Linked DNA regions of Homo sapiens: all the other regions are linked to region 1. A link is a loop called in an ENCODE intact Hi-C map of the cell type or tissue named here. Cell type or tissue: natural killer cell. All regions are shown on one strand. Links, peaks and the distances in the headings refer to the core of each region. The heading gives the core; the rest is flanking DNA.

Region 1 (11,165 bases), core at 1,966-9,965:
ACTTTGAGTCTTGGATCTGAAGAGATATGTCCCCTGGATCTCTTAAAAGCATATTAAGCTTAACATATTCAAAACCAAACTCATAATCTCTATTACCTTGCATCCCACCAAACTGGTCTTTTTCATCAAACCCCATCAAAAAGATCTCAGCAATTCATCTAATTATGCATGCAAGAAACTTAGAGGTCATCTTTGACATGTCCTCTTCACCATTATATCCGATCTATCACCTGGTCCTGCCAATGTTGCTTACTAAATGTCCCTCCAGGAATAAATTTTCTCTAGTCCTTTTCATAAGCCAAATTCGGTCTCCTGTAGACTATTATTAGTAACCTGCTACTTCACTTATCTGCATCCAACCTGTTCCCCAAAATATAGTCAAAATGATCTTTTCTATACACAAGTCTGATCATATGGCTCCTAAATAAAATTATGTTTTTCTGGAGGAAGTCACAACTCCTTAAAAAATTCTTGTACCTGCCTACCTTTCCAGTCCCATCTCATTATGGACTCCTTCCTGCATGCTCTTCTTCAATATATTGGTTATCTTTCAGTCCCTTGAGTTTGCTATGCCAGAGGGCCTTTGCAAATGCTGGTCCCTTGCTTGAAATGCTCTATTCTTTGCCTCAAGTGATCCTCCTACCTCGGCCTCCCAAAGTGCTGGGATTACAGGCATGGAGCCAACACACCTGGCCTTCACATCTATTTTTAATCCAAGTAATTCTAGGGTCAAATAATACTGAAATCTCGCTAAGTATCAAACGCTGCTTTTAACTGAAGAAAGTTTACTTTGTTTTATTTTATTTTTAAAATCTTGCTTTGTCTCTAGATAGACACCATAAATCAGAACTTCTTAATCTAAGATAACATCCTGCTGCTCAAAAACAGGTGTCAGAGGAGGCAATGCATGCAGCTGGCTCATTAGTCTATATCACAGATGCCACAAACATGCTGTCTTGAGGAACTAGAAACGTGCTTTTTTGAAATATGTTCTTCAGAAGTTCTTAGGAGCTGTGGTGGGAGAGCGCAAGCCTGGGGGTGAGGAGGCAGCTGAGTGGGTGATTCTTCTCACTATTGCATCAACAAGAGTAGTAGCTATAGACTGGGTTTCTTATTCTTCTACTAAGAGGCCCCGAAATAAAATGGCTTTTTAAAGGACCTGGTCTAAAGCTTTTTTCTTTTCTTTTCTTTTCTGATTTTTTTTTTTTTTTTTTTTTTTTTAGGGAGAAAGGTCATACAGAAAACACACAAACCCTTCTTAACTCAACACTATCCCAATTTAAATAGAATTGAGCTAAAGCTGTGTCAGTCAATGTCTTTGGCTATTCTTACCTGACTGGCCTAATGGCTTAGACTGAAGGAAACTTTGTTTGATAAGTAAATTTGAATGTGACCCTATTTCTAGGCTTGAATATAATAATCACACTGATCTGTGAATTCCCTTCACTGGTGTTCATCAGTTTAGTCATGAAATCTCCTTTTCCTCTACTAGAGAATTGCTTGTTGAGTATATTGGCTTTGAATTTCAATGTATCCAAGAGACAACCAAGAGTTACCATGAATTAGTTTGCTCAACTCTATTCCACCCTCCTGCTAATTAGAGAGTTGGGGGAAAATGCATCTAGCATTTTGGACAGTATCTAATTAATTTGGATCTCACTGGACCTTGCACCAGTTAGAAGAGGTGTATGGATGGATCCCTAAGTACTAAGATACAGAATGTGAATATTTCTGTGGCCATATGAATGCAAAGCAAAAGGCTCATACTGAAAAGTGGTCTTAAAAAATCTGGGTGGTTAGAGAATTGCAAGGAACCCATAATAGTCAAAACAATCTTGAAAAAGATGAATAAAGAGGAGGGCTCACCCTTCCCAATTTCAAAGCTTACTACAAAGCAACAATAATCAAAATAGTGTGGTATGGGCACAATGATGAATGTATAGCTCAATAGAATAGAATTGAGAGTCTGGAAATAAACTACACGTCTATGGTCTATTGATTTTCAACAAGTGTGCCAAGAACTCTCAATGGGATAATTTTCAACAAATGGTGCTGGGACAGCTGGATAGTCATATGTCAAAGAATAATATTGGACCCTTACCTCACACCACATACAAAAATTAACTCAAAATGAATCAGACTTAACTGTGAGAGATAAAACTATAAAACTCTTAGGAGAAAACATAGGGTAAATCTTCATGATTTTGGATTTGGCAAAGGATTCTTAGATATGACACCAAAAGCACAAGCAACAAAAGAAGAAATAAATTGGATTTCATCCAAGTTTAAAACTTGGTGTCAAGTGATACCATCAAGAAAGTAAAAAGACAACTCACAGAATGGGAGGAGCTAGCTGAGGATCATATATCTGATAAGGCATTGGTATGCAGAATATATAAAGAACCCTTACAACTCAAAAATAAAAAGATTTGATTAAATTTTTTAAATGGGCAAAGGATCTCAATGGACAATTCTCCAAGGAAGGTACAAAATAGCCAATAAGCATAAAACAGAAGCTCAACATCATTAATTAGCAGGTAAATGCAAATAAAAACCACATGAGTTACCATTTTATACCTATTAGGATGGCTATAGTCAAAAAAGATTGGTAAAAATGTGGAAAAATCAAAACTCTCATATATTGCTGATGGGAATGTAAAATAGTGCAGATGCTTTGAAAGTAGTCTGGCATTTCCTCAAATGATTAAATATAGAGTTACTATGAGACCCAGCAATTCCACTCCTATGTATATATTGAAGAGAAATATAAAGGTATGCCCAGCTATGTGTGGTGGCGTATGCCTGATAGTCCTTGGTACTTGGGAGGCTGAGGTGGAAGGATTGCTGGAGCCCAGGGGTTCAAGACTGAAGTGAGCTATGTTTGTGCCACTGCGCTCCAGCCCAGGTGACAGAGCAGGATCCTGTCTCTCAAAAAAACAAACAAGAAAAAAAAACAAAAAAACTCACACTCAAAAATTTTTACATGACTGTTTATAGTAGCATTATTCATAATAGCCAAAAAGTGGAAACTACCCAAATGTCTATCAACTGAAGAAAGGATAAATAATATGTGGTATATCCATATAATGTATTATTTGGTCACAAAAAAGAATGAAGTACTGATACATACTACAATCTGAATGAACTTTGAAAACACGTTAAGTGAAAGAAGCCAGTCAAAAAAATCATGTATTATATTAGTCTATCTAGAACAGGGAACTCTATAGAGACAGAAAGATTAGTAGTTGCCGGGGCTGAGGGCTAAGGGAATGGTGAGACTGGAAGGTGATAGCCAAAGGGTATGGAGTTGCTTTTTGAGGTGATAAAAATGTTCTAAAATTGACTGTGAGTGATGGTTGTACATATTTGTGAATATAGTAAAAACCATTAAACTGTATGCTATATGCTTAAAGTATAGGCTGTGTGAATTATATCTCAATAAGGCTGTTTAAAAAAATCTAAGTGGATGCAGTGACCATCTATTTCCCCAGTGTCCTGTAGTTGCTCTATGGGCTCTTGAACAAAATAGTTGCATGATGGAGGCTATATATAGACTTAACAATATGGATCTCCTCTTACCAAAGTTGGTCTGACCTGCAGAGTGTCCAACTTTCCAGTAAGGAAGATCAATGTTGAACCCCTAGTATAGTGCCATATTCCAGGGGCTCTCATCTTCCATCTCGTTGCAGGTAGGTTTATTTTTGTTCCCTTCCAAAAGGGAGGGGGCAAGAGACATTGGTTATAGATTTTCTTTACTGCTGGATATAGATTCTGGTTACAGATTTTGTTTATAGATTTTTATTTACTGCTTCAATGCTTTTATTAGCAGACCCCTAACCACTCCTGGGACCACACATACACCCATAGATGTAGTCAATGCCTTGTTCATGAGCATAGTACTCCACAATACATTGCTTATGACAAAGAACTTAAGTTAATGTGAAAGGAGTGAAGCAAGGTCTCAAGACCCATAGGACAAATATATATCATATATTTGTCGCTCAGAAATCCATGACTTTATAGGAAGGTGAAATGGATAATTGAAAACTCAGTTTGAGAGACGTCTTGTGAATTGGCATATGAATTGGTAAATGCTCCAATTGGTAAATGCTTCACTAAGCCTAGGGCCAATATATGGTGCTATTTCTTCCACAGACAGAATTCACTGGTCTAGGATACAAGAAGTAGAAGTGGGAGGGGCAACTCTGACTGTTACCCATAGTGAACAACTTATGACATGTTTTTGTTTCCCATATGCTTGGCCTTGAATTCTTCTGGTTTATAACAAAAATGGTTTCCAAAAATTGGAAGTCGAGGCTCTCTCCTGACCATTTGGAGCGCCTCATGCCATTTAACTAACAAAAAGAAAATGAGGTTCTTATATTGTCTAGGGTGATTCATTCTGATTTTCAAGGCATAATATAGTTATAAATACAATGGGGTCAGGTGGAAGAATTCTTGGTATCCTCTGGTGTGCCTCTTAGAGCTTCTCTATTCAGTGATAAAAATTAATGTAAGGTTAGGTCAAGCGGAGACAGGAAACACCAAAAGGACTCAAACTCCTCGTGGATAAAGAGCTGAAGTGCTGGCTGGAAAGAAAGTGAATGTTGAGTTTATAATGAAGGAAGAAGTCATAAATATTAACTACAGCTTCATGACTAGTTGACTTGTTGCAATTATGAGGACTGTGGTAAATATCTTTTTTTTTTCTTGTTCTATTTATGCACATCTTTATATCTATACATTAAACCCCTTCTCTCTCTCTCTCTACTATTTTATCCAATGTCTGTTGGTAATGGTTAATTTTAACACCTATGTCTTAGATTATATTATTCTATGGTTGTGACTAAACTAAAAAAGGAATAAATATCCTTCAGGATGGATACTGAGAAAGCACTTTTGGTCTGCCTTTTTGGGGAGGTGACTAAAAGTCTTAATTTCCTCAACAGAAAATTCCTGTAATCAGTATTTTCATGAACTTAACCCTCGTGTTTGGGGAAGGACTAGGCACTATGACAAATTCTGCTGTCTAAAAATACTTTTTTAGGGGCTGGGCATGGTGGCTCACACCCATAATCCCAGCACTTTGGGAGGCCAAAGGGGGCAGATCACCTGAGGTCAGGAGTTTGAAACCAGCCTGGCCAATATGATGAAACCCCGTCTCTACTAAAAATACAAAAATTAGCCAAGGGTGGTGGCACACACTTGTAATCCTAGCTACTCGGGAGGCAGAGGCCGGAGAATCGCTTGAACCCGGGATGCAGAGGTTGCAGTGAGCCAAGATCGTGCCACTGCACTCCAGCCTGGGTGACAAAGCGAGACCCTGTCACACACAAACACACACACACACACACACACACAAGGTGACAAATTGATGGAGTGGAGGCTCTGCAGTCAGATATAGCAAATTTGAACCCTGACTTGGATAATACAGATTGCGAGATTGGAGCAATGACTAAAGCCTCTACATCTTGATGTTCTGGACTAGAAAATTAGGATAATAAAAGCTATCTCCTAGAGTTGTTCTGACAATTAGACCAAAAGAGATAATGATGTAGAGACCTCAGCAAAGCACAAGGCCTAGTCACTAGCCGTGCTCCGGGAGGGCTGTCCAAAAGCAGGAAGAACAAGGGCAAAGAAACTCCATGGAACTCACTTTCCCACCAGGGAGTGAACCGCGGCGTCATGCTCCATTCTGAGTAGCTCCCAGCCGAGGCCGCCCTCACCCTCCCGTAATAAGGTTCCTGTATGTCTGAGGTTTCACTGGTAAGGTCACAAGAGAGTTCTTGAGTACCCCAACAGTCTTCTTTATTTTTCCATTGTCTCTGTCCATATCTGTAGCAGGGAAAAGGCAAAGATCTGAGTTTCTTTTCTCCACTCAAGGAGTCTTCAGTATTTTCAGACTAATAATTTTTTATACCTGATTCTAGTAGCAATACCACCATGATAGCTTATGGCTCCTCTTCAGAATCTTTAAAAAAATTCCTTCTTATTAACTGTTTCAGTCCATTTTCTGTTGCTATAACTGAATACCCGAGACTGGGTAATTTATAAAGAAAAGGAATTTATTTCTTACAGTTTTGGAGGCTAGGAAGTCTAATGTCTAAGAGCCATAAGAGCCACATCTGGTGAGGGCCTTCTTGCTGGTGGGGACTCTCTGCAGAGACTTAAGGTGACAGAGGACTTCACAGGGATTCAAGAGAGATGGCATATACATATATATACATATATATATAAAATATAAAATATATATAAAACAGACCAACTTTTTTGATAACTAGCCCACTTCCTCAATAACACATTAATTCGTTAATCCATCAATGGATGAATCCATTCATGGGGGCAGAATCCTCATGACCCAATCATCTCCCCAAAGTCCCACCTCTCAACATTGCTGCACTGGGGATCAGGTTTCCAACACATGAACTTTTGGGGGACACATAGAAACCACAGCATTACCTAAAGTGCTGTCTTGCTGGAAGATAAACATCCCTGACGCTTTCTGTATCACTAACATAAGGGTTTTAACCTTTTTTTTAATACTTGGCAAAATGTTCTTTCTGGTGTGTGGACTGACTTCCATTTTTGAATACTCACTCTCCACATCCTTAATGCTCTGTGGTTTTGGCTGTTTGTGGTTTTTCTCCACTTCTCATCAGCTTGCTGTTGAGTAATGTGGCTGCTTCTGAGAAGTTGCTACCACTTTTCATCTCAGGTGTTGCCTACCCAACATACATGATTAATCTCTTTATTGAAAATTGACGGGAACTTTTATTGAGGACTATATATGGAGCCCTGTAATTAGGGGTTGGGAGAGGGGGAGGGAATCCCATGAAAAAAGGTAGTGAGGCAAGAGGCAGAGTGGTTGACTCAGCCTGAGGCCACAGGATGGTGTAATAGTCAAAGGGAAGATTCACGCTTTGTTTCCTTACCTGCCATAAATCAGACCAATGTAACAAAGTGATGGTGGGGAAAAGAGAAGGAATTGGAGTCTGGGGAGAAAGGTTTCCCAAAATATTTATTGAAAGACTTGAAATCTAGCTTTCTAGACACATAATAAGGAAGATAGACGGTATCTATACTCGGTAATCTACATGGTGACAGCAGTTTCATTCCATCACAATTAAAGCAGAACCACAACATATATTGAGTATAATTTGATGTTTTAAAATTATTATTTATTTATAATAAGTCTTGAACTTAGCTGTAATGACAGACTTCTCTTTTAAAATAATATCTCATTGTTTATCCTATTCTAAACGCAAGGGATATAACAGTATTATAGCCCATGAACTGGATACACCAAAGTGAAAGTTTTCAAAATTATAAATTTGTCTTGTGCTGTTGAAAATCCCTTAGAGACAGGAATGGATTCAGGTATTCTGGGGTCTGAAATTTATACAATCTTGGTCCATTTAATGTTTCTATAACAGAACACCTGAGGCTAGGTAATTGATAAGGAAAAGAGGTGTACTTAGCCAATGTTCTGCAGCCTGGGAAGTTACAAGAAATGTGCTGCCAGCATCCACTTGGCTTCTGGTGAGAGCTTTTCATGCTGCATGAGAACATGCTAGAGAAGGTCAATGGGGAAAACAGATCGTGTGAAGAGGCCAAACTCAAGGGGCATCCTGGCTTTACAACAACCACTCTCATAGAAACATTTCCATGACAAATTCAGTCTTGCAAGAGTGAGAACTCACTCAACTGCAGCAATAATGGTACCAAGCCATTCATGAGTGCTCCATCCCCATGACCCAAACACCTCCTACGAGGCCCTACTTCCAACACCACCACACTAAGGATCAAATTTCAACATGAATTTTGGTGGAGACAAACTCAAACCATAGCAGCTTGGGAGTCCTCTTTAGGAAAAGATTTATAAATATAAAATCCTTGCATTGGGGTCCTGAAGTTTAATCTTCATTAGATTCATGGTAAAACAGTTTCTAATCTTCTTAGTACTTTGGACCACAAATAGGTCCACTTTTGACCTATTTATACTACTCCAGGGGAAGCATAAAAAGAGTACCAATCTTTACTTTCTGCATGCTGAAAGTATCTCCAGCAATGCACAAATCTACTTTTGTAATGGAGAAACCTTCATTGTAAAGATTTGTACATTTTACAATCGCTACATAAAATATGTAGAGAGAAGTCGTAGCGGTTAAAGATGGAGATGCTTCTGGGGATATTCCTTCCGAAATTAATTAGCAGGAAAATCTGACCTAGGACCTACCCCATGCTGGAGAGACATGGATGAATTTATGGGATAAAAATTGCTACTTTGGCCATAGCTGCATTTGATTTCCTGAATTTCTATTGAAAAACCATGAAAGCTAAACTGTAATATCTCCTGTCTCACTGTCAGGAGACAGGATTGAGCCTCAACCCCCCTCACCCCCCCAGAAATATATGAGTGGAAAAACCTGACATTTTCAAGTCAAGAGTGTTTGTTTCCAAGCCTTGAGCCAGGAAAGGAGTAGATTATATCTGAGTTTTGGCAATGATCCAGCAGGAGTAGCCTGAGGATCACACGAGAGGAACATGCAGCAGCGTGTTCCAGTTTGTGTTCATGCTTACGAGAGTCATTAGTTTTTGAAAGGAATTTTCTAAATAGTAAATCCACTCTGAAAGTGACTTTTAAATTAAAACCTTATTTTACACACTCACCACCATGTTTGCCACAACTTCTTTTTCAACTACCGATAGTTTCACTCACTGAGTACTCGCTATGTGCTAATAAGTTGCTTCCAACATTCGCCTGACAAATCTATATTGAGAACCCACCATGTGCCAGGCTCCTCCATGGAGGCAAAGGCTGAGCCTGTGAGGTCTTGGTGCAGGTCTAGGGCTGAAGTATCTGCCCAGTGCACTGCATACCATCATGCATTTTGAGTCCCCAGGCAGCCTTCAGGGGAGACAAGTCACTGTTATCCTGACCTTGGCTTCTTCTCAACCCCTCTGAAACTGAAAAAAAGCTCGGATCCTAACACTCCATTGCATTCTAGAACATGTTATCCCAGTGCCATCTCTATCAGCTGAAGGAGGCTCAATTTACTTACATTTTGTACTGCACAAAATAGACACTGCTGTTGCCAGTAAGTGCCCTCCCAGGCTGCCATTGCAAAATGTTGTGAAAATTTCGGGACTGAAATTGTACCCTCTGAGGCTTCAGAGACTCATGCGTTGACTGAGTTCCTAAGATAATAAGAGAAGGAAGAACATTGAACGTTGCTTGGAGCACTGCTGTTCCCAGCAGTAGTTTTCAGTGGAATACCTGCATCAGGATTCCCTAAAGTAGTTGCTCTAAGTGCAGATAGTAGAGGTGGAGCCCAGAAATCAACATTTTGAATCTTCAATGCAATGATTTTGATGCACGCTAAAGTCTCAGAATAATGAGTTCCAGATCATAAACATGTACGTGATACCTTCCCACCCTATTTCCCAGGCTGTGGGGGAAGTAAATTGCATTAAAAAAAATATTGCTCTTATTTTGTTCCCAAATAGTGATGGAATATAATGACTGAGATGAAAGACCCACACTAAGACCACCAACCATCTTCTTAGGAATCACTATATTGGTACTACTCAAGCAAAATTTGCTAGTGACCACTTCTGGGCTCCAGGACCTCAGCCCAGCACTCAGTCCCTCCTTTCGCAGGTTCTTGCTCAATCTCTGGGTCCTGCTTCCAGGTAGGTCTGCCTTTGCTGTCCCACTCCTGAATGGCTGTATTTACCTGCCTGCATCCTGGCTCCAAGTATCCAAGCATAATCCCTCAGATGAAATGGTCATGCTAATGAGGAAAACTGCCCAAGACCCTGCTGGGGGGTAGTGTTTCTGAGACTAATCATGGCATGGCATGGGATAATTTTGCACTGGCATGACTTGTGCTTTCTTCCTCAAATCAGGCAACATAGGTGGTACAACCTTGCTTGCCTTTAGTTGCATGGAGGCAAGAGAATTTTGGCAAAATTTTACTTAGGGTTCAAGGTTTTTTATAAGGGATAAGAAGTTGGGCAGAAGGAGGAGTCAAGAAGCATATCTTTTTTTTTTGGATGGAGTTTCACTCTTGTCGCCCTGGCTGGAGTGCAGTGGCGTGATCTCAGCTCACTGCAACCTCTGCCTCCCGGATTCAAGCGATTCTCCTGCCTCAGCCTCCTGAGTAGCTGGGATTACAGGTGCCCGCCACCATGCCTGGCTAATTTTTTTGTATTTTTAGTAGAGATGGGGTTTTGCCATGTTGGGCAGGCTGGTCTCGAACTCCTGACCTCAAGTGATCCGCCCACCTCGGCCTCCCAAAGTGCTGGGATTACAGGCGTGAGCCACTGCACCCGGCCAGGAAGCATATCTTCTGTTTTCTCCCTGACCTCATCTTCTGTCACCCCGACCCCTGTGTTTGCAGTGTTGACTCCTTCACTTGCTCCACCATGACTCCAGTGACTCTGCCTTAGGGCCTCTGCACTGGCCCTTCCCTTTTCCTGGTCTGCTCTTCCCCTGGATTTCACATGGCTCATTTCTCCACCTCCTTCAAGTCTTTGCTCAAATGTATCACGTTATTGAGATGGTTAAAAAAACACTTCCAAGCCCATGGTCTCAGCTCTGAACTTTCAAGACTTGTTATTTTCAAATGAACAAGACTGTTTCCTCAGGCCTTTCTTCTTACCAACCAAATAGTGTGAATACTGTTATTTGTTTTTTAATTTGTTTTCACTTTTATTGTTTGGACCACCATCAGTGCATCAAATGGTGTTGTGTTCTTGGAAAGAGTCTACAGCCACAGTTGATTTTGCTCACAAAAATCACTGCCTGATCAGTCATCTTTAGAACATAAACATTCCAGAAGTTTTCAGGAGATGACAGGCACAATTTCCTGAAGGCCTGCCTAGAATTGATTTGCTAACATGAAGATAGATGGCTTAATGCCCTTAATCTCTCTGTCTATGGATTTCTTCTCTCATTTTTGTAACATCAGTGCTACCACCACCAACAGTAATAACACTGCACCAGGCACTGAGGGACTTTTATCTGCATTCACTCATTTAATTTGCCCAGCTCTTCTGTGAGGAAGGTACTGTGCATTATGGTCTTCCTCTTACAGACTGAAAAAACGAAGCCTTGGACACCTGAAGGAGATTGCCAGGCAGCCAATGGTGAAGCTGATTTT
Region 2 (11,165 bases), core at 1,648-9,647, 79 kb after region 1:
TAAATCATGGCTAGTATTTCTCTTTGCTCAGCATTGTCTGCTCACATTTTCTTTCTCTTTCGTCTGTCCCTGAATCCCAGCACATTTCACACACAGGCCCACTCCACTTTGACATTCCTGACTTTAACTTTGGTTATTTCATGGGGCTAAAGCTGAGACTCAGACAGCTGGTGTTCAGCAGAATCACCAGCTGGAGCTCCTCAGACTGCATAGGACAAGCAAATCTGATAATGGTCACAAGATATTGGGGGACTTCCTAACTGCCATGAAATGGACAGGAGCCTTACACAGGTGCTGAGCCATATCCCCTGATTTAAACTGGACTGGAAATCTCTTGAAATGACCTTGAATCCTGCCTGCAATTGAGACTCAGGGACATAGAAACAGATATGAAGGATGGCAGAGAGGACAGTTGGCCTCTGGAAGAAAGCCACTGTGGGAGTGAAGTGTGGCAGAGCGACCCATTCTGGGCAGCAGCACCAGGCATTAGTGAGGGCCAGTGGTTCTGGTAAAGTGTGAAGTTGAGCTTGGCTTTCCATCGATTGTACTTTTGTTCCCATCCTAAGTGTCTGTGCACTTAGTAAGGGCAAGTGTAGATAACATGTCCTATTTGTGGTCTAAAACCTTTCAATGCATTTTGACACTTCCAGTCATTGTGATGATTCCTTAAGTTCTGCTTGCTCAAGGGAGAATTAAACAAACACTATATTTCCCAGACCCCCCTTATATCTTGGGTGTGGACAAGTGCCTACATTTCTTCAAACACACATGGCAAGACTTCAGTTGGAAGGGAGTTTGTGCAGCTGCATTCTGGTGGTGCAGGCGTAGTGGCTGAGATCACCACATCCACATTGCATTCATCCTCCTCCACTTAGGCCACTTTCACCCTGTTTTCAAGGGAGACAGCCACACAAGGCTCCTCATGCTCTCACAATTTACACTCTAAAAAGATGTGTTAACGGAATGTGCTGGATCTTTAGCTGGGAAAGTTGAAATACTAGAGGTGGGGCTGGGGAGAACTGGGCTCTAAAGTTGGCCTTTGAGGCAGGTAGGAAATTTTCCAGAAGGTGGGAAAACAATCTCTGACCAAGCAGCATCTCTATCCCAGGGTCCTCAACTGACATACTATCAGGTGGGTGGTAGTGCTGTGGCATGGGCTGTGAGTGGTGGTGAGTGGAGGGAGTCTGCTCTCTTGTTTGATACAGTTGTTCAGAAGAAGTCAGGGGCTGTCATATATATATGGGGTGGGGCGGTGGGGCAGAGAGAGAGAGAGAGAGAGAGATAAAGATAAGGCAGGGTTTCAGAACCCCTGCCAGGTGGCTGGTTTGCTGGGCAGTGCTCCAGTTCTGGTGAGAAATTAGAGTGCTAATAAAGCTGAGCAGACTAAAGTTCTAAGGATCGGGACCCTTACCATGGAAATTCCAGAGAGGCTGAGGCTCTGCAAACACAGCAATGCTAGAGTGGGGCAAAGGAGAGACCACACGTAGGGCATCATGTCTATATTCTGAGCCACCATCCAGCGGGAACAGGGCTTAAAGCCATTAGATGAGACTGCCATTGGGTCAGGTATAAGACTGGTTCAAATGGGTAAACATGCTTTAGTCCTGATTCGCACAGCTCCACTTTTGTGTGCCTGTTTTGTCCCTTCCTCATCTTAAGGCTGACTTCCCCCGTGGTCACAAGGTAAATTGCAGAAGCCACAGAGCCAAGATGCTCCTCCTTCTCACTCAGAGGGAGACAGGACATTTGCTACAAATTTCAAACAGACTATCTCTGACCAGTTTCCTTGGGCAGGGAATTAGGGGCAGTAATGGCTTAGGTCTGGATCACCAATGTGGTCCCCCCTGGAGTGAGGGGTGAGGTCCGCTCCACCCAAACCCCATGACCGCTATGCAGTTGGGGAGGGCTGGAATGGATGTTTTAAGAGACAACCCTATGTTCAAGAGGAATCTTCAAACTCTCCTAGGCTTGGTCAGAAATCACTAGCAGCATAGTCCATTAAATCACCAACTAAACTTTTGAAACGTTGCACGTGATGGCATAAGTCGGGATTCTCCAGAGAAACAGAGCCAATAGGATGTGTATCTGCAGAGAGAAAGATTTATTTTAAGGAACTGGCCTACATGATTATGGAGGCTGGTAAGTCCAAAAGCTGTAGAGTGGGCCACCAGGCAGAGACCAGAGAGCAGCTGATGTTGCAGTTCGAGTCTCAAGGCTGTCTGCTGGCAGAATTTCTTCTGTCGTATTGCAGTTTTAGGGCACTTGCTTCTGAGTGGGGCACCTGTCTCTGAGAAGGAAGTAAGGACTCTCGTAGTACCAAGTTCCAAGAGACAGGCCTGGTAGCACAAAAGAAGGTCTGACTACCTAGCCACATGGTTGAACTTGCTTCCAACTGCCTCTGAGTGACAAAACTTCCAGAAAAAGGAACAATAGTTGGAATCTGCTTCAGTAAGAAAAAAAATGGTGTCCAGTATAGTTTTCATATACACTCTAGGCTTGGTGCCTTAGGAAGATAGGGCATCTGAGATAGAAGAGAAGTTAGGGAGGTGAATTGAGCCCCGAACCTGCCTTGCAGGACACAAGCAGTGTTTCTGACTGGGTGAGGGCAAAGAGAAAGCTCCCCCATTCCTGAAGCTATGCCCAACCTCATGAGAAACAGATTCTTTGTTTATCTTTCATTGTTGGCTTAAAATTATCAGCTACTGAGTAGTTTTGTTATTAAATGGTTATTGTGATGATGATTGTATTAAATTTCTGTTATTTTTATGTTTCTTTTAGGAAAATGGAATGAAATTATAGAAACAATACTTTTAGATAGTAGAAATTGATCCCATTTTCACTGTCAAAAATAAAATTGAGAGGTTTTGAATTAGAACTTAGAGGTTTAAATAGCTGTAGCAATGAGCTTCCTTTTTAGAAGGTGTTAAGTTCTAATCATTGCCTCATTATCACTTCAAAAGATTTGCTTTTTCAGCTCTGTGGTTAGAAGTGTGTTAATGTCTCAGCAGTGAAGACGAGTTAGGGATTTTGTGGTTTTTTAGCTAGAACACTCACGGTGAACATTGCTTTTAGTTCCAATTCATGTGAGCGGACTCTTCTCTAAGTGGAAGATTTTGGAACATGAAATGGACTGGACATACAATCGATTTTTAAGAGTCAAAGATTTTGATTTAAAAATCAGTAAATCTGGTCCAGTTTGTAGGTTATGAAATGAGATAGACTAAAACATCTAAAGGTATTTTAAGAGTCTAGGCTTTCCTTGTCCACGATGATGACCACTAGCTACATGTGTCTTCTGAGCACTTGAGATGTGGCTAGCCCTCACGGTGTTGAACTGTAAGTGTTGAATACATACTGGCTCTGGAAGATGTATGTACAAAAGATGAAAATAAAACATTTCATTAATGTTTAAAAAATATCAATTATACATTGAATGATCATAATTTGAATATATTGAGTTAAATAAAATATATGACCAAAATTATTTTCACCTATTTCTTTATACCTTTTATACTTATTTAAAGGGGCTAATAGAAAATGTAAAATGATATATGTGATTTGCATTAAAATCTGCTGGACTAGCACATAATGTCCTTCATGTTTGTCGTTTTGTCCTCATATCTGTGGTCACTGTGTTGGCCTTGGGCACTTCTGCTTGGTCACTGCAACAGCCTGCCATCTGATCCTCGTTCATTCTCAGCTCAGCTCCATTGCCTGTTCTTTTTGGCCAAGTCTTCCTCAGTCGGCAGGTCACTGCAGTGCCTCACCCTGACAGTGACTGCACCAGGAAGTGCTAGGTTCTAGGTCCTCCGTCTAGCCCTCCTTTGCAACACTATGAGGCTTTTAAATTGTAAATTATTTTAGTCCAAAATTGAAATTTGTTGGAAGGAGGTGGGGGCAGAGATAAGTGGAATCTTACCGTATGCACTTTTTTGTGTCTAGATTCTTTTGCTAAACAGCCATGCTTTTTAAAAGTATTTTTGATGTTGTTTTTAATTCATTTGCATTTCAATTTATATCAGGGACTCCAAAGGTTGGGCCTTGGGAAAGGAAGCAGGAACTAGAGCACCATGGGCTACGGAGCAATTGTTTTATTGTTTTTCTGTTGCCATGTCCATGATTAAAGAAGCCACTGTACAGCTTCTGATTTTTACCCATGAATCAGTTTCTGCTACATGTAGAGAGTGACAGTTGTCACAGCCTGATTTTATTTTATTTTATTTTATTTATTTTGTGATCTCACTCTGTTGCCCAGGCTGGCGTGCAGTGGTGCAATCTTGGCTCACTTCAACCTCCACCTCCTGGCTTCAAGCGATCCTCCACCACTGCTTCCCTAGTAGCTGGAACTACAGGCATGCGCCACCACACCCAGCTAATTTTTCTATTTTTTGTAGAACTGGGGTTTCATCATATTGCCTGGGCTGGTCTCAAACCCTGAGATCAAGCCATCCGCCTGCCTTGCCCTCCCAAAGTGCTGGGATTACAGGCGTGAGCCACCGTGCTGGGCAAAAGGTTTGGAGACAGCCTGATTTTAAATCAAAGGCATTCAGCTTGGGAGCCCTGGTCTAGGAACTGTATCTAATTTTTCTGTTCATCTTTCACACTGCAGCTGATCTGAGCCTGTGGACTACCTATCAGTACTGACTCCTGATGTAATAATAGTAACAGGAACTCATCACTGTGTGCTGTACAATGTAGGGAGTACTTTTAAACAACCATTGTATTATTGGATTCCCACAAGTGTAAGCAGTAGGCAGCACACCAATGTTATTTATTATCATTTTGTAGATGTGGTCACAGAGAGGCAGACCAACTAACTGATCTTCCCAAAGTCCCAAGCCAGGTGACTCAGTTGGCCTGTCCTGCAGGCAGGATTCGGCCAGGTCTCTGAGTCTCCTTCTACTGGTGCACATTTCCTGTTAGTATTTTCCTCAGGGAAATCCCTTTGGCTCTGACTCCTGAAAAGAAAGCTTGTCTTCTAAAGTTGCCAAATAATCTGGTCTGCCTTCAATTGAAGGGACTTTGAATCGTGGGAAGAGGAAAGGGGAGAGCTGTGCTAAAAAGATGAGTCATTGCTTCAAGATTGAGGAAGCAAGGTTTTATATCTCGGGGACTTTTCAGGAGGAGGATCAGTGTTTCTTGATGGTGAAAACAAGGAAGTGGAGGAAGGGAAGAAAGCACACCCAAGTATTTATTTTCCCTTCTGTCTTTGAATGCACATTCTTCCTATTATATTTTCTATTTGCCACATCTCTTACTCATTTTAACAACTTTTTGTTAAGAATACCTATTGGTTAAAAATTATTTTTTATTTCTTAACATTGCAGTTTGCTTTCTATACTATGTCCTTAATTGACTACCTCTGTATAAGTAGCTGGTACACATGTATTTTTTTTCAGGAATCCTTTCTTACTTATATTCAGATGTGGCTTAATTGGACAAACCCCACTGAGGTTCATCACTTTTCTTTTCCTTTTCTGCTTGACTGTCCTCTTTCTCCTCCAGCCATCCATCCACCTGCGAGAAAGGGCTATAAAAGGCGTCCTTACTTCCTTAAGAGGAAGGAAATGGCAGTGAGTTTTTTCACCAGTAGAAACATGTAGATGAGTCATATTTATAGCCTTTTTTTTTTTTGTCACCCACGCTGGAGTGCAGTGGCGCACTCTCTGTAGCCTAATTCTTTAATGCATACACCTGTTTAGTAGGCATTTCATTGCCAACCTTTCAATGCTCTTATGGGTATTTAGTATGATCTGTGAGAATCTGGAGGACTGGTTAGTATATTAAGTCCTGAACTTTTTAAAAGAAACTTGGTTGCTTGTTCTGTTGGTATGAATTAAGTTCTCAACCAAGAAAATAGATTAATTAATTGGGCAATGTTAGTTGTGGGCATAGTTTTAGGAAGACTTCTAGGATCTTTAAAATATCCACTTCTGCCTCTTTCTGGGATGAGAACTATAATACTTTTTCTTAAAATCACTTTGAGCAAATTATAATATACATACAGAAAAGTGCACATACGTGAATATAATTATTCATTTTCAAAAACTGAGAATATCTAAGTAACCAGCAGCTCCCAGTCCTCTTTATACTCCCTGCTATTCTTTTCTCTTTAGCCTACAGGGAACCCTTGTCCTCACTTCTAATAGCAGAGCTTGGTTTTTCCTGTTTTGTACCTTATATAAGTGGAATCTTACTTTAGGTAGTCTGGTGTCTAGATTCTTTTGCTGAACATCAATTTTTTTAAAGTACGTTTTAATACTGTTTTCAATTTATTCTCATGTGCAAAGCCTTGGACGTACAGGGAAGTGTGAGAAAAAACCTGAAAACCAGTAAGCATAATCTCATCACCTATAGAGACCTACTATTATAATTTTTGGCTATTTTTTTGGAATACTTTTTATATGAAATGTTTAAAAATTTTACATAGCTAAGTATGCTGTGTATTTAACTTTGAATTCTGTCTTATTTTGGCTTAATATTATATTTTAGCATCTATTTTTAAAAAAATTATTATTACTGTTACTATTTTTAGTGACGGATCTGCCTCTGTCACCCAGACTGGAGTGCGGTGGTGCAATCATAGCTCACTGCAGCCTCGAACTCCTGTGCTCAACCAATCCTCTGCCTCAGCCTCCCAAGTACCTGGGACTACAGACATGTACCCCCATGCCCAGTTGAATTTTAAAACTCTTTTTAGAGATGAAGTCTCCCTATTTTGTGCAGCCTGGTCTTGAACTCCTGGGCTCAAATGATCCTCTTGCCTCAGCCTCCTGAGTAGTTGGGATTACAGACCATGAGCCAACATGCTTAACTCAGCATTTTATTTTTCATTAAAGACTTCATAAACATTTTAAAAGGCTGAATATTGTCATTTTATAAATGAACCATCATGTACTTACCTATTCCCTTTAGGGTGAATATTTAGATGGTTTCCAAATTGTTGCCGAACAAGTAATGCAGTGGTTGACATTTTAATACAGAAATATTTTGTTTGCTTCCCTCTTTCCCTCCGCCACTTCTTTCCTTCAATTTTTCTTTTTCTTTCTCTATTTTCTATCTTCCTTCCTTACTGTAAATACTTTTCATGTGCCAGTTACTGTTATAGGTACTAGGGAGAAAGCAGTGAGTAAACCAAAGTACTTGCCCTCATTTGCTTTCATGATTCTAACTTACTTCTTTTTTTTTTTTTTTTTTTTTGAGATGGAGTCTTGCTCAGTCGCTCAGGCTGTAGTGCAGTGGCACGATCTCAGCTCACTGCAAGCTCCGCCTCCCGGGTTCACACCATTCTCTTGCCTCAGCCTCCCGAGTAGCTGGGACTACAGGTGCCCGCCACCACGCCTGGCTAATTTTTTTTTTGTATTTTTAGTAGAGACAGGGTTTCACCATATTAGCCAGGATGGTCTTGATCTCCTGATCTTGTGATCCACCTGCCTCAGCCTCCCAAAGTGCTGGGATTACAGGCGTGAGCCACCGTGCCCTGCCACTACTTTTGAAAATCAGATTTATTGAGGTATTATTTATATTTGCATGCAGTCAAAAGCATCACTTTCAACATACATTTTATGGCATTGACAACCTATACAGTCATCTAAGTACAACCACAATCAAGTTAATTCACAAAAAGTTCCCTTAGGTCCCTTTGCAGTCACCTACCTCCACCCACCACCTAGTAAACGCTTATCTGTTTTCCATCTGTACAGATTAGCCTTTTCCTGAATGCCATAGAAATGGAATCATTCAGGACTTAGCCTTTTGTCTCCGTCCCCTTCCCTTGGGATACTGCTTTTGAGATGCATCTGTGTTGTTGCGTGCATCAACACTTAGTTCTTTTTTATTCTAGAGCAGGCTTCCATTTTATGGATGTACAACATTTTGAAAAGATCGATCTGTTCACCAGTTGGTGGTCATTTGGGTTGTTTCCAGTTGTTGGTGATTATGAATAAAGCTGCTGTAAACATTCACTTTTAGACTTTTCTGTATGTGGACACATGTTTTAGTTTATGTGGGCCAAATACCTAGGGGTGGGACTGCTGGGTCATGTGCCACGAATTTGTTTAACTTTATAAGAAACTGCCAAACTATTTTCCAAAGTGGCTAAACCATTTTGAATTCCTGCCAGCAGTAAATGAGAATTCCACTTGCTCTGTGCCCTTGTAGTAAAATATTTTCAGGTTTTTAAAAGTTTTACTTTTTTCTAATAGGTATATGAGCTTATATTTTATTGGAAAGCATCTGTCCTTTGCCCAACTTAATCAGTGTTGATATATTTCAATCTCTCACACTTCCTTATAGATTAACAGAGACTGGTGGATCAGTCCCCTCAAATTCTGATGATTAGAAGGGGCCTCTTGGAATTCCTGAGTGGCAATTCTAACTGTGGGTTCTTTGGAGTTCAGGCAGACCTTTGGGGTTGACAAGTATTAGGAGTGTGCTGTATATCAGGAGGGCATGTTTGTGCACTGGGGTGGGGAAGTGGGTGAGGGAAGCCTGCCATTGGTATGTTTCTTTTAAGAGCAGAAGAACCTGGGAAATTCCCAAGGAAAGCTTTGTTCCCAGATGACTAAGCAAGATGGGCTGCTGGTGAGCTTAAACTAGGAGACAGCCTGGGGCAGTACTCAGGAATCCAGTCCTGAAATAACAGGGGCCTGAACTAGATTGTAATGTTGGTAAAGGCTGGGTGTGATAAAATAAAAAAAAATGTATAAAGAGGGTGGAAATGATAAAAGGATTATCAAAATTAGTAGCTGAATATTATTGACATGAGGGTAAATAAGGAGTTGACATGCTTGAAGTTTCACATTTAGACAATAAGGAGAAGGATCCCAACAGTACAGTGAAACATTTTTCAAGTCCCTGTCTTGCTAAATCCAATGGTCATGCACTTCCCCAGCTGCATTTTACTTGACCTATCAGCATATTGACATAGGCTAACTGACACACAAGAAGGTCCCTTCTTCTTTCCTCTCTGAATCTTAGGGTACTGTTATACTTCCTCTTGATTCCTTTGTTTTACTGGCTGCTCTTTCTCATTCTCCTTTGCTGATTCCTCCTTATTCTCCTTTGCTGGTTCCTCCTCATCTTCTCCACATCCGAATATTTAAATCTCTAGCCCAAACCTTTTTCTTAGACCCCAGACTTGCATATTTACCTAGCTACTCAACACTTCCCCTTGAGTGTCTAATAAACATCTCAAACTTCAACATATCCACGACCAAACTCTGGATCTCCATAACCCCAAGCCTGCTTCTTTCAGTCTTCCTCTCTTCTTCCAAATGCTCAGGCGCAAAACCTTGAGATCACCTTTGATGTCCCTCTTTCTTTTCTGCCCCACATTATCTCCATCAGCGTATGTTTCTGGCTTCACCTACAAAATATGCCTGGAATCTGACCATTTCTTTCCAATTCTACTGCACCGTAGTGGACCAAATCATCATTATCTCCTAACTGGATTCTTGCTGAAACTCTCTGTTTTTACTCTTGTCCTCTTAGATCCATCCTAATGGCAGGAGCCAGAGTAATTTAAAAGAAAAAACACTCTAAGCTCATCATTCTGCTGTTCAGAATCCTTCAATGGTTTCTTATCTTATTCAGAGTTAAAGTCCTTACAATAGTCAATGGCTAAAGGATTCTCCAGCAATTGACTTCTTGCTACTGCTCTAACCCAGGACTGGCTACATAATTTGCATTTCCTAGTACCAAATGAAATGTGGGGCTTCTTATTAAAAATATTATGAAGTAATTCAAGGTGCTGATGACAGAGCATTAAACAAAGTGCAGTGCCCTTCTATGCCCATGGCCTTCTGTGACTGCACATCTGCACAGCTAGCCTTGCTCACACCTCGTCTTGTGCCACTTTTTCTTTTGCTTTCTCTGCTCCATTTATAAGGCCTTTTGTAGGTTTCTTGAACATACCAGTCAGGCTCCAACCTCACATTCTGTTCCTCTGCTTGAATTGCTTTTACCTAGATATGCGTGCAATTCATTTCCTGGTTTCCACCAGGAGTCTGCTTAAATATCCGTTGATAAACAGGGACATTGGGAAGGAGCTGTTTGGGGCATAATAGATAATATAATGGCATTTAGGCCTATTTGTAGACTCATGGAATTGTACAGGGTAGATCAGAGAGCATTTAAATGTACTTATTTCTAGGATTAAAAAATCTGACGACAAAATAAATTAAATGCCTACCTAAACTTATATACTACCTGTTATGAATTGAGAGCATGGTATTCAAAATAAAAATTCTCAGAAGTTAAGGATATATGGCTCATGCCTGTAATCACAGCACTTTAGGAGGCCAAGGCAGGCATATCACTTGAGCTCAGGAGTTCGAGACCAGCCTGGGCAACATGGTGAAACCCCATCTCTACAAAAAATAGCTGGGCATGGGCCTGTAGTTCCAGCTATTTTGGAGGCTGAGATGAGAGGATCACTTGAGCTCAGGAGGCAGAGGCTGCAGCAGTGAGCTGAGATCGTGCCACTGCACCCTAGCCTAGGCGACAGAGCGAGACCTCAAAAGAAAAAAAAAGAGAGAGGAAGAAATTAAGGATACATGATGCATACATGGAGGAGTAGTGTAGGATGTGTCAAACAGCACCAGTCATAAAGTCTTACAGGTAGGCAATGTTCTAATTCTAACATACTCATTTTGGGGAAGTGTTTTTAAAAGCAATAGGTAAAATAAATGAAAGAATATATATAGAAAAGAGCAAAGGCCTTCAAGCCTCTTCTTTTGGAAATATCCATAGCTATAGGGAAAGACAATTTGCTAAAAAAAAAAAAAAATAGAGCTTTAATTCTGGAGTCAGACAGCCATGGTTTTGAATTTTGGCTTATTCATTTATAAGCCATGAAACTGATTCTCTATGCCTTATTTTCCTCACTTGTAAAAGGTGGATGATAATAATAATAATTTTTCCACAGGATTTTGGGAAGAATGAATGAGCTAACCCATGTAATGCAGTATAGCAGCTTGCACATAAATAAATGGTATTTCATATTTTGATAACTTACAGGAAGAGATATTCCATACCATAAAATACATCAAGCTGCATTTAAAAAATTGTCCCTTTTTCCATAGTCCTAACTTTGAATGTAACATTTTTAGTTGTTGCTTTATAAAGACATGGATGTTTATGCTGTAATTGTTTGTGGTTTGGTT
Region 3 (8,000 bases), core at 1-8,000, 120 kb before region 1:
TTATTTCCTCCCAGCCACCCATCTCAACAGTTACTATTCATTGTAAATATTTACTGTTCCTTACCGTTAACAATAACTATTGTTATTATATGAATAACTGCCATTATTATCAGTAATAAACATTGCCACGAATTACTTATCTGTGGGAAGCAGGCAAATGGCAGGCCAATGGCAGTGGACATCAAAAGACTTAAAACAGCCCATTTCCTCCAAGCACATCCAATTCGCTCACCTATGCTGGATACCCTTCCTGCATAAGTTACCTTTCAGCCTATAACAGCCACAATAAATTAACAAGCAGTGCTGTTGCTGGGGCCCTGGATGATACAATGTACAGCTGGGTGTAGCTGGGTAACTGCACTGCTAGCTCAAAGATCAACTTAAACCACTGGTGCACACTTCAGAAATAATGTCACGTGCTGCAAAACAACGTTCAGTCAATGATGCTGGTCCCATAAGATGATGTATATATAAGATGTGTATCTATTTTTAGATACACAAATACTATTGTGTTACAAATGCCTACAGTATTCAGTACAGTAGCATGCAGTACAGGTTGGTAGCCTAGGGGTAAATTGGCTATGCCATATATCCTAGGTGTGTAGTGGTAGGCTATTTCATTTAGGTTTGGGGAAGTACATTCTATGATGTTTGCACAAGGATGAAATCACCTAAGGACACACTTCTGAGAAGGTATCCCCATCATCAAGTGATGCTTCACTGTTACAGAACTATGTCCTTCGTATAATCCTGTATCAGGTTGTGATCAAGAAAATGAAAGAGGATGGTTATCCAGTATGAGGCTGGGTGTGTTGGCTCATGCCTGTAGTTACAGCATTTTGGGAGGCCGAGGTTGGCAGATCACTTAAGGCCAGGAGTTCTAGACCAGCCTGGCCAACATGGCAAAACCCCATCTCTACTAAACAAAAATTAGTCGGTCGTGGCAGCGCACGTGCCTGTAATCCCAGCTACTTGGGAGGCTGAGTCATGAGAATCACTTGAACCTGGGAGGCAGAGGTTGTAGTGAGCCAAGATCGTGCCACTGCACTCCAGCCTGGGCGACAGAGCAAGATTCTGTCTCAAAAAAAAAAAAAAAAAAAGAAAAGAAAAAAAAGAAAATAAATCCAGTATGGTATCTACTTGGTATGAATTAGAATAAGCTCTGTGGAGAGGAAAAAGATTGTTGTGTTGTTGCATAGGTGGTAATGTGGGGAGACTCCTGGGGGAAATGTAAGAAATGTGGAGGGTTAGGCAGGGGCTAGTTTCAGTGGCAGGAGACAGCTGGTGGGAACCAGGGTACAAAGGCCAGCCCCAAGGACAGAGTGACAGGGCAGGTTCCCTCAGGCGGGTGGAGGGCACAAGGCAGGTGAAGTGATGGCCTGGTACTGCCCAGGCAGTGGTCATCTCTGGGCCTCAGAAATCATGGAACCCTACTCCTTCATAGATGAGAAAACCAAAGCCCATTCAAGGTAAGTGACTTGCCCACAGAGGGCAGTGGACGAGGAGGGGCTGAACTTCCATCCTCTGATTTCCCGATTGCTATTCTTTCCACATGGCCCTGAGATCCTGGCTCCAAGTTCTCACTTTCTGTTTCGGTGGAAGCATTTGTGTACAGTAATTTCAATGTTGCATTTCTTTTAACTTTCAAGAAAATAATGAATAGTATTTACTTCTGCTGATTGTTGCTTGGAATTTGGAGGCAAATGAGATTGACGGCATGATCTCAACTGGAATCTCAGACTTTCCAATCACACACCAGGAAGATAGAAGTGTTCGGTAGCCATCAAGAACACTATCAGAATGATGAATTGTTTTGAGGGTGACCAGGACTAGGATCGGACCTCTTCAAGGCTGAATTACGCCTTGATAAAGTTGTGTAACTAAATGCAGTAAAATGAACAGAGATTCCATATGCTGAACAGGACTTGCAGAAGACTGGCTCTTTGAGGTACTTACATTATTTTGCCACAAGATATAAAACAAGAGTAATCAGGATAAAAGCAGGGCAATAATGAAGAGACGCCCACAAAGAAGAGTCCAAGTCCCTTGTATTAGTTTCCTAGGGCTGCCAAAACAAAGTACCACAAACTAGGTGGCTTAAAACAATGGACATTCATTATCTCACAGCTCTAAGGCTGGATGTCTGATATCAAGGAGTCAGCAGGGCCACACTCCCTCAGATGGTTCTAGAAAACTATGTTTCATTGCCTCTTTCAGCTCCTGGTGGCCCCAGGTGTTCCTTGGCTCATGGCAACATCACTCCAGTCTCTGCTCACCTTGGCCTTCATGTGGTTTTTCTGAGTCCCATCCTCTTCTTACAAGGACACCAGTCCACCCTAATTCTGGGATGATTTCATCATGAAATCTTATATAGTTTGGATATGTGTCCTTGCCCAAATCTCATGTTGAAGTACTAAAAATTCCCAATGTAAGAGGTAGGACCTGGTGGGAGGTGATTGGACCATGGGGGTGGATTTCTCATGAATGGAATGCCCACAAAGTGGGCATTAGTGGTTTAGCACCACCCGCTTGGTGCTGTTCTCCTGATAGTGAGTGAGTTCTCACAAGATCTGGTTGTTTAAAGTGTGTAGCACCTCCCCACCATTGCTCTCTCTTGTTTCTGCCCAGGCCATGTGACATGCTTGCTCCCCTTCCGCCTTCTGCCATGATTGTAAGTTTCCTGAGGCCTCCCCAAAAGCCAAGCAGGTGCCAGCACCATTCTTCCAGTGTAGCCTGTAGAACCAAGTGCCAATTAAACTTATTTTCTTTATAAATTTCCCGGTCACAGGTATTTCTTTGTAGCAAGGCGAGAATGGACCAATACAAAATTCTGAACTAATTACGTCTGCAAAAACTCTACTTCCAAATAAGGTCATATTCTGAGGTTGTAGGTGGAAATTACTTTTGGGAGGACACTATTCAATTCACTGTTTCATTGCAACACCTCCAGAAACAACTTGGATACTGGACCAGGCAAGACAGTTCCTTTGATGTTGTTCATGAAAGTTAACAGAGTCCTTAAAGGACTGGGTTGACTCAGGAAGTGGTAAATAGTACCTATGTCAGAAGCCACAGCATAATGTGTGCCTTTTGATTACTGTGGTTTGAGTGAGTGTTGCAAAGAGCCGCAGACCACAGTGGCTTGTTGAGGCTGCCGATGATCTTGAGGTCAGTGTCCTACAGTCACAAAACCCCTGACTCCTACCCACTAGATGACTACCACTCAGAAAAATCATCCTTTCCATGGGATTTTGCTATTATTGGATTTTTGTTTGTTTGTTCATTTTTAGTGTTTTAAGAAAGAAATGTATGTGAAAAGGAATATTAACTACTTGGTAATTTATATATGGAATATGCTGATAGCAGGACTTAGCTTTATTTGTTTGCTAATATTTAAATTTAAAAGACCTGAATTTATTTTATTTTTTATATTTTATTTTATTTTATTTTAAGTTTCAGGATACACGTGCAGAATGTGCAGGTTTGTTACATAGGTAAACCGTATGCCACGGTGGTTTGCTGCACCTATCAACCCATCACCTAGGTGATAAGCCCTGCATGCATTAGCTATTTATCCTGATGCTCTCCCTCCCCCAGCACTCCTCACAGGCCCCGGTGTGTGTTGTTCCCCTCCCTGTGTCCATGTGTTCTCATTGTTCAGCTCCCACTTAAGAGTGAGAACATGTGGGCCAGGTGCGGTGGCTCACGCCTGTAATCCCAGCACTTTGGGAGGCCAAGGCGGGCAGATCACAAGGTCAGGAGATGGAGACCACCCTGGCTAACACGGTGAAACCCTGTCTCTACTAAAAATATAAAAAAAAAAATGAGCCGGGCGTGGTGGCGGGCGCCTGTAGTCCTAGCTACTTGGGAGGCTGAGGCAGGAGAATGGTGAGAACCCGGAAGGCGGAGGTTGCAGTGAGCCGAGATTGTGCCACTGCACTCCAGCCTGGGTGAAAGAGCGAGACTCCATCTCAGAAAAAAAAAAAAAAAAAGAGTGGGAACATGTGGTATTTGGTTTTCTGTTCTTGTGTTAGTTTGCTGAGGATAATGGCCTCCAGCTTCATCCATGTCCCTGCAAAAGGACATGATCCCATTCCTTTTTATGGCTGCATAGTACTCCATGGTGTATATTACCACATTTTTAAAAAGATCTAAATTTATATTGAATTATAAATATTTTATATAACATAGATGGCAACCTACTTATGACTACTGATTGAATTAATATGGTTTTTACTAAAAGTATTTAAGGTATTTATTCATAGAAAGGCATTTACTTGGATATCAAATTTCTTTTCTGATTCACCTTTTATCCTTGAGTAAGGAGAATGTGATGTGATATATACATATGCATACATGTATATTAATTAACCAACAACTCTTATAAGTCTCAGTTTAAAGGACCTTCCTATAGGAAGCCCTGCCTGACACCATTATTAGATCAGGTGTCTTATCCTATGCTTCTAAAGAAACTGTTTTCCTCAATTCTGGCATTTACATTTTAATGCAATCACTTACTTGTCTATATTTCTCTGAAGACTAAATGAAGAAAGGGCCCTTGTTTTCTTGTTCACCCTGAAGCCTAGAACAGCTCCCCATATGTATAAAAGGATGACACTGAATGAATGAGTGAGCAAAAATCACTCGAAGGATTATTTAGAAATTACACTGAGTCGGGATATAGTTAAATGTTTTGAAAACTCAAAATGGATGCATGGGGTATTGAGGTAATCCTATTTTGTTAAATCTGATCACTTCAAATACCTCATTCCCTACATTATGGGCTGCATGTGATATTCTACTTTGCACTTAAAATTGATAAGCTAATTTTAAAAATAATAAGTTGAGCATTTAGTAGATAATTTATAGACATTCTGCAACATAGATGGGTTCGTTGGAAAGGGAGAGGGATGCTGGGCTGGAAGACTATGGGTAGTTACGCCTTACATATGAAAATGGTCTTTGTTGGAACAAGGGAGAGGATTTCTCAGGGCAAGTGCTCCCTAGAGCAGCCAAGACGGGAGGCAGAGGTCTCAGAAGAGTGAGCTCCTCTGCTGGATAAATTTAAATGTCTTTAGTCTTTATTAAGTACCCATTGACAGCTCTGCCTTATGGTCAAGTTACGGAAAGCACAAGAGAAGACCTCGTCCGGGCTCTCAACATTCTCAGTAGAGGCTTTCAGCTCTCACCCTTCTGCAAAAGTTTTCCTTCATTGGACACAGACTCCTAAACATGTTGGAGAGGAGGAACCACTGCATGTGGCTGAGAAAACATTCTTTTCCACCATAGATGCCAAGCCCATGGATCCTGCTTGGTATTCTATAAGTCTTTGAGGGTATGGTAGATGTGATGAGTTGAATTGTGTTGCCCAAAAGAAATATGTTGACATCCTAACTTCTAGTACCTCAGAATGGGATCTCATTCAGAAATAAGGTCTTTAAAGAGATGAGCAAGTTACAATGAGGTCATCAGGGTGGGCCGAAATGCAGTATGACTGGTGTCCTCATAAAAAGGGAAATCTGAACACAGACAGACATGCAGAGTCTTCTGGAAGACTATGTGAAGGCAAACAGGAAGAATGCCATGTGAAGATCAGGGAGAGATCAGGGTGTTGTGTCTACAAGCCAAGGGGTGCCTAAGATTGCCAGCACCACCAGAAGCACGAAGAGGCACAGAATGGATTCTCCCTCACAGCCTTCAGAAAGAACCCACCCTGCTGACACCTTGATTTCAGACTTCCAGGCTCCAGGACTGTGAGGCAATAAAGTTGCATTATTTTAAGCCACCCAGTTTGTGGCACTTTGCCATGGCAGCCTTGAGAAGCTAATAGAGTAGGTGTCTGTTGCTTGCTTGTATCTTTCCTCAACAATGAGCACAATGTTTATTGAAAAGAAAAATGAATGCTCTAAGAGCTGCTGGAGTCTCCTGAAAGTGAAGATGAGGGGACTGATGTTGAGCAAAAAAACCAAAACAAAAGAAAACCCTGCAAAGTTGGTAAGGAGGAAATTTAAATACGGTTGATAATGTAAACAAATGCTTTAACTAGGAGCACATAGCTGCCAAAATATCCCACGTCATCAAAATGCAAATGTAGCTGTATGGAATGGAACTTTGGACTATGCAGCCGAGAAGAAGCGGGGTGAAAAGTATACATGGTATACATGTTGAAATCAAGAAGTATAAACAAAGCTTCCCCACAAGTCTGTACAGGACTAAGTATGCCTTTTCTCTGTGTTGTGGGTAGAGCTGGCATTTGCTTGAACAGTGGATAGTGATTGAAGTATCCATTTTGGTGGTGCAAAGTGTAATGCAGCGATTGCTACCCTCAAAAAACAGACCCAATTTCGTATAGATAATATTTATAGTCAATAAAAATTGTCCTTTCAGCAAAGAGTAGCCTTAGTTGCATTTAAGACCATCATCACAAGTTCTAGATAAAACACTATGCCATACTTTCATTCCCTATGCTGTAAGAAGCAAACAGAAACAAAATCACCTCCAGAGCAAAATGAAATTGTACTAATATGAAATTCTGAGTTTGAATGAGGGTCTGTGTCTCATAGATGACAACAAAGATAAGAAAGGAGGGCTCCTTTTAGACATCAGAGGCCTGTGTTCATCAGGAACCTGATGCTGAATCATTGGAGGGTAAATGAACCTTCCAAGGTTCAGTGTTTAGAATGTTGTAGACCAGCAGTCTCATCATGATCTATAGGAAGTCAGCCCGAGATATTGCAAACAAACTGGAACATATACTGGAAATACTGGGAGAGAGAAGGCACCTAGCAGTTTTCTGGGGAGGTGGTTTTCTGGAGAGGAAAGAAGACACAGAGGAAATGTGATGGTTGAATTCAATGATCTGAACAGCTTGTCCAGCATGACTTCATTGGCTTAGAATGAGGACTAACAGTGAGTGAAAATTGAAGGATCAAGGCTCAGCTCATTTTATCAAAGAACTTTTTAATAGTTGAAATCTGCAGTGACAGGACATCCTGCCTGCCTGGGTGCAGGGTAGTGAGTATCCTGTGATGAGAGGTGCTCACACAGCAGACAGGTCATTACTTGGAAGTGATGCTGCAGAGGACAATCAAGAGAGTGGCAGCTGGGTGGGGTGACTTTTAAGGTCCTGTCAACTCTGAGTTTCTACATCAAAAGGAATTCTGAAAGATAAAGCAGTATTTAATTTTAATGTCTCTGACTAGCATACTTTCTTTCTATAGTTCTTTTGTTCTCCTTTTTTTTTTTTTTTTTTTTTTTTTTTGAGACAGAGTCTTGCTCTGTTGCCCGGGCTGGAGTTGCAGTGGTGCGATCATAGCTCACTGCAGCCCCAAACTCCTGGGCTCAAGTGATCCTCCTGCCTCAGCTTCCCAAGCAGCTAGGCATTACCAAGCCTGGCTATTTTTTGAAATTTTTTTGTAGAGATGGGGTCTCTCCTGGCTGCTCTCAAATTCCTGGCCTCAAGTGACCCTTCTGCCTCAACCTCCCAAAGCTCTGGGATTACAGGCATGACCCATTGCCCTTGGCCTTGTTCTCCAATTTTATATGTAATTGATAGACCTTGGAATTGATTAAAGTGATTTAATTCATGTTTCTCATATCAAATTTTGTGTTATGTCATAAACTGTAGACTAAGAAAATGTAAAAATGCTGTCAGAACATCACGATGATAGCAAAAGTATAATGTTATAATTAAGATGGATAATGCGATTTTACTCCATAAAATATATGCTGCCTGAAGCCTCAGATGATCATTTTTTTTAAATCAATATGGAAGTCAGCATGTCAATGACACCTGGTAAAATTGTACTTTGAAGAAAATGGTGCAAATAGAAAGTCATTTTTAAAATGTAACGCATATAATGAAAGTTGCTTTTAAGAAAGCCATACAACTTTACAGAACAATCATTTTGTGAAAAATACTATGCCAAGCACTAAAAAAGGCAACATAGAGATATACAGTTTCATTAAAAAATTATAAAAACAGCAAAAGTTTTATGTTG

Evidence for each region. Hi-C counts contacts between places; a loop is a spot of excess contacts. Peaks named below come from ENCODE experiments on the same cell type or tissue, not always from the same donor. Only the 100,000 strongest peaks of a DNase experiment are listed, where the experiment ranks them.
Region 2: it touches region 1 in a loop (3-fold over the local background); 4 of 110 quality-filtered maps call a loop at or near these places.
Region 3: it touches region 1 in a loop (4-fold over the local background); 2 of 110 quality-filtered maps call a loop at or near these places.

The regions. Positions count from the first base shown.
Region 1 is chr6:137,149,285-137,160,449 of GRCh38, forward strand. It overlaps IL22RA2 (interleukin 22 receptor subunit alpha 2), which reads right to left. Exons shown (of 7, transcript NM_052962.3): 3 at 9,063-9,198; 4 at 7,475-7,570; 5 at 5,657-5,835. Among named protein-coding and RNA genes, the nearest start is that of IL22RA2, 19 kb to the right of the region's middle. In natural killer cell, for the core only: no CTCF peak of the experiment used is centred there; a DNase peak (open chromatin) is centred at 6,637; H3K27me3 peaks cover 295 bases.
Region 2 is chr6:137,229,080-137,240,244 of GRCh38, forward strand. No RefSeq gene overlaps it. Among named protein-coding and RNA genes, the nearest start is that of IFNGR1, 15 kb to the left of the region's middle. RefSeq lists enhancers at 55-134, 155-304. In natural killer cell, for the core only: no CTCF peak of the experiment used is centred there; DNase peaks (open chromatin) are centred at 3,002, 3,762, 5,082 and 5,582; H3K4me3 peaks cover 463 bases; H3K27ac peaks cover 4,052 bases.
Region 3 is chr6:137,030,972-137,038,971 of GRCh38, forward strand. The region is part of intron 1 of IL20RA (interleukin 20 receptor subunit alpha); the gene reads right to left. Among named protein-coding and RNA genes, the nearest start is that of IL20RA, 10 kb to the right of the region's middle. In natural killer cell, for the core only: no CTCF peak of the experiment used is centred there; a DNase peak (open chromatin) is centred at 3,100; H3K27me3 peaks cover 5,039 bases.